Regions from separate parts of the Homo sapiens genome. Here region 2 is linked to region 1. A link is an interaction called in ENCODE POLR2A ChIA-PET data of the cell type or tissue named here. Cell type or tissue: GM12878. All regions are shown on one strand.

What was found. ChIA-PET counts read pairs that join two places held together with the same protein. Peaks named below come from ENCODE experiments on the same cell type or tissue, not always from the same donor. Only the 100,000 strongest peaks of a DNase experiment are listed, where the experiment ranks them.
Region 2: POLR2A ChIA-PET joins it to region 1 with 16 read pairs; 8 of 35 experiments call an interaction of 5 or more read pairs at or near these places.

Annotation. Positions count from the first base shown.
Region 1 is chr2:213,146,693-213,149,192 of GRCh38, forward strand. IKZF2 (IKAROS family zinc finger 2) reads right to left here. Exons shown (of 9, transcript NM_001387220.1): 3 at 1,904-1,952; 4 at 1,016-1,120. The coding sequence starts at 1,937. Among named protein-coding and RNA genes, the nearest start is that of IKZF2, 3.7 kb to the right of the region's middle. RefSeq lists an enhancer at 794-843. In GM12878, no CTCF peak of the experiment used is centred here; a DNase peak (open chromatin) is centred at 1,075; H3K4me3 peaks cover 2,183 bases; H3K27ac peaks cover 1,842 bases.
Region 2 is chr2:213,036,740-213,039,239 of GRCh38, forward strand. All of the region lies in intron 6 of IKZF2 (IKAROS family zinc finger 2), which reads right to left. Among named protein-coding and RNA genes, the nearest start is that of MIR4776-2, 110 kb to the left of the region's middle. RefSeq lists an enhancer at 1,144-1,413. In GM12878, no CTCF peak of the experiment used is centred here; a DNase peak (open chromatin) is centred at 1,052; H3K4me3 peaks cover 1,120 bases; H3K27ac peaks cover 2,022 bases.

The sequences.
Region 1 (2,500 bases):
CAGAATACATTTACAAATATGCTCATAATTAAGTACATGATTCACTTTTCTTAGTTATTAAATCTTCGGGGGGGGGGAAGGAAAGAGAATGCCTTTCCTTCACATATTGCCAAAACAGAAAACTTGTAAATTTAATTATATTTACATGTAAGTCCAATGTCCTTTCTATAACATGTAAGAATAAAATATAAATCTAAAGTATAAAGAAAACAAGATTTCAAATTACTTTTGAGTAAGAGTAATAAAGCACTTGCACTTGATAACTAAACTGATAAAATATTATAATTAAGAAAAAAGCAACCATATTCTTAATAAAGTATTTTGTCTTCTGTCACTGACAGCATGTAAGTTGCATCTTATTACATAAAAACAATGTATATTACATCAGTAAATGACCCTTTATCAAAAACAGTAGCCAAAACTGTCTTTTCCTACAAATTCAAAACATCTTTCCAAATTTTATCAGTTCTTCTCTGGACAAAAGCCTTTCAACTTTGCTACAGAAATGGATATAAATGAGTTCTATAAATTTTCAATTACACTTCACTTCCAATGCTTTGGAGAAGAAACTTTCACATTTTTTAAAAGCAAGTAACACTGTAATTTTATCACTGACGGTTTAGCTTTCTACCAAGGCAACATAAAATTATTTCATTTTTTAACTGTGAAGAGTCCTTTGGAAGTGACGTTTCCACATTTTTTACCCAACAACAACAAAAAATCCAGTCATAAACCTGGCAAGTCAAAACAACAACCAGCAAATTCTAACCTTTCTTACCTGATACAGGTAAGCACCAGCTCCCAAATGCCACCTTGGGATAGTTCAGACTAGTAAGCAGGCTCATGTTTTATAATACTAGAATGAACAGGAATAAATCTGTGTTGTTCTTTCTTTAGCAAAATCTATAACAGTAGCTATACCACAATGTGAGAGGACCCCACAGACCTAACAAATTAAAGTCTGTTGCTGGAGAGACACACACACACAAAAAAAAATCATAAAATGAAGACTTACTGCTTGTCATGTGACTTGGTGAGGCATGCTGTCCATTGGGTGTGCTTGAGGTGAGGTCAATTGCCATATTGGAGTGCTCCCTTTCGGGTGAAAGCTCATTGTCACCTGCTTTCACAAAATATAATCTTTTGGTTTCTATTCATTGTCACATAAGATGTAATTACTAACTTTGCTTTATACACGCAATGGCATGCATAGCCTTCAAACTGTAAGGTAATACATTTTTCCCTTAGAAACTATAAGGAAATATCATTTAGAAATATACAGTTGAATGAAATGATGAGAAGCCATAATCAACCCACAATAAAAAAAATTAACAAAACTTTATTATCTCAATACATAAGTTGTTGATTTCTAAAGTATCTTTCAGTTGAAAGAAATAACTTTTCTTTTAACATCTAATTTAATTGTTAAGCACACAGAATTTATAATGAGCATTTTCCAAAATGCTGGCTATCAGAGAGAGGATGGAAAAGACAGGTAGCTAAAGAAATGTCAAGTTAGGAAAGCTAATTCTCTTTCACATAATATGTCTGAAAAATTAGGTTACAGAGAAGTAAATATTTAGTACACACCATATTAATAGACATATATGAAACCTGGCCTATTCTCAACTTACAACAAAGTAAATTATAAAAAGTAGGAAAGTGTTGAACTGCTAGCTACTATTGATTTAAGTACACTACTTAACTTAGTATGTTTCTATATTTCCTTCTTATTTCACTTCAGTGCTGTCATTTTCTCAAACTCATTCAAAGGTGAAATTGTGAACAGAGAGAAAAAAGAGTACAGAATTCTCAATAAAGTTTCATAATCCAGGAATTAAAACACAGGTAATACAAAGGCAACTTTATTACCAATAACAAATCAATGAAAACTAATACTTACACGTTATATAGCCATCAATAGCCTCTGTTTCCATAGTCAAAGTGCAATGCTGCAAAACAAAAGATTATACCCTTAATACAATGATTCCTTTCAGTATCTGCCATTAAATTCTTAACTTATTTGAAGCTCCAAGCAGTTAGTCCATGTTGCTGCTGCCACCTGTGCCCAGAAACATACACAGTGTACTGTATGTGCTCATTTGCAAGTCACTGAACTCTTTCTGCAAATGATCTGATTCCTGCTGGAGATAGGATAGGAAAGATAAGTGTGCTGTGAGATGGGCTAGAGCAAAAAGGGAATGACTCTCTTAATCAAAATTTATTGGGTTTAAGAAAAAATAGGGGGTATAGCTCAAATGTGTCAGCTTTAACTGGGATTTAAGTGTTTTACCATTCACTACTTCCCACAATCACACTGCAGTTTGAGGACTTCCCCAGTATACAGATAGCTCTATTCACAATTGTTGCAAGTTGGTTCATCATGTTCTAATAGGGAGGGGGAGGACAAACAAACATAAGAAAACAAAACAAAACAAAAAACTTAGTGCCCAACGGTGTCTTGAAGATTTCTACAGCAGTTGGCCAACTCCCTGACTTG
Region 2 (2,500 bases), 110 kb before region 1:
CATGCTTATGATGAATGATACTTGGTTTTTATCTTTCTTATTTGTCTGATTTTCTACCATTTGAGAGTTTTCTTACAGTATTTGGCAAGATAGTATAGGCTGTGGATGAACAGGTTTCTTTGACTCACATACACAGATCAAGTAGGAAAAATTGAAAGAAATGGTAAAGGTTAGGTTAGAAAAAAACATCCAAACAAAACACACCACACACACACACACACAAGTCCCAGTGTGTCATGCCCTTCTGGATACTAGGTGAGTAATAAAGTTTGCGTGCAGCCTCTCCACTTCTGTTGTGGAGTTCCAAACATGCCAGGCCTGCAGACTCATGGTGTGGAAGGGAAAATGTGAAATGGCCAAAGTTAAGACTGTCCACACTAAATCCATGCAGGGTACAAAACTGTGGTAGCAAGCTTTGGAATGAGGACAGTGTAGATTATTCAGAACAATGAGAAAGCAGCTAAGAATCTTGTCCATTTCTTTAGAACTCCTGATAATAAAGGAGGAAGGAAAGCTTCCTACAATAAATTGATCTTCTAAATGACTTGCACCAAAGTGAAAAGAGCTGCATAGAATTATAAAAGAAAGGCTTATTAATTCCTTCTAGAAATAGGGTCTGAAAGAAGCATGACTACTACAATTCATAAAAGATGTGATTGTATATGCTATTAAAAGTTTTACTTTCTTTTATTAGAAACAATAACGAAGAGTAGATACATAATGGTTATTGGTCTGGGGTAGGGGGAAAGAGGCGTTCTACCTGGTGGAAATCAAATGGGCTGTCTTACAGCCGGCCTGACTGAAAGTGGCTTTTACCTTCTAGGTAAATTTCAATGAGTAGGACCTCAAGTGTGTGTTTTAAGAGTCAAGAATGAAAATATTAATCCCATCTCCTTTCTTCAGTGTTTATTGCAAAGCATACAGTGAGGCACCAAAGGCATCAGTATCAGAATTTGATGGATGAAATCAGCACAGCACAGTTATGCAAATCATGTGTGCAACTGACACTGCTTGTGTAATTATCAGTATAATCCACCTCTATCAGCCACCTCCAGGAAGGAAAGGAGGGGCTAAGGGTAGGGAAAGTTCACACTTGGGAGATCACCCAGAAAGTGGGCCAGGTGCCAGGTCTACAATCAGTTTAAAATAGTTCCTTCTCATGAGAAGCCTGCAAGACAAATTATACTACATTTAATGCACCATCACTATTATGAATGAGCTGCACTGGATTCAATTTCTAAACCAGCATAATTTAATTCAATGTTTCTATCCTTAAAAAAAAAAAAAAAGTCATGGTGGTCTGTTTTGTTTTGTTTTCTTTTCTTTTCTTTTCTTTTTTGAGACAGAGTCTCACTCTGTCACCCAGGCTGGAGTGCAGTGGCAGGATCTCTGTTCACTACAAGCTCCGCCTCCCAGATGCACGCCGTTCTCCTGCCTCAGCCTCCCGTAGCTGGAACTACAGGGGCCTGCCACCACGCCCAGCTAATTTTTTTGTATTTTGAGTAGAGACGGGGTTTCACCGTGTTAGCCAGGATGGTCTCGATCTCCTGGCCTCGTGATCTGCCCGTCTCGGCCTCCCAAAGTGCTGAGACTACAGGCGTGAGCCACCGTGTCCAGCTGGTCTGGTTTTAAAATAATGTAAATAGGAAAACAACCGATTATCATAATCTTCTGGCCAAGTACCTAATTTTCAGAAATTTTTGTCCTCAATCATTCCACAAAACTATCACTACTATTAATATCCAAAGGTGTATAACTTGCAGCTATCCCATCTTATACAAAACATTTTGCATGATACATACACTGAAGAAGTTATTTATGTACTTTTTTTCTGGAAGTCATTACAAAAAAAAAAAGTGAAGTAATATGGAAGCAAATGGATGAAGGATTGAGGGAAAAAGAATTATAAGAAAGACAAGAAAGAGCAGACCACAACACTCAAAAGAAGAAGGGAAGATAATTTAAATAAAACAAAATAGAAACTGGTGTATTATAAAAGAGAGTAAGTGATGACAAATGCTACAGTACATTAGAAAATACTTTAGCTTATGAAATCACTGATCAGTTGTCAATTTAAAGAAACGATGTGATTGTGATAATAAATTCCTTAGTAAGAGACAACAATGCGTTTGAGGGTACACTACTCTCATGACAAATTAAGAGACTATTTCTATGAGATTTAAAACTAGAGCAACTAACATTATGTTGTTTCTTTAAACAATATGGTCAAAGATGAGCTCCATCTTGATCCAAGCCACATGGTAATTTTTTTTTTTTATTTTTAAGAAATTTGAAGATATGAAGAAGACCATCTTGTCTTACCAGTTTCTCTGAGGGCATGTAGCATATACCTTAAAAATGCATGTTAGTTTGAAATTCTATTAAAGATAAATGTGGAAATATATTTAAACATAGGATGAGTCATAATACTTTACAGGAATTTTCTCATAATAGGTGAAGGCATAACTGAACAAAATATAAACTAGGCTATTTAATTGGG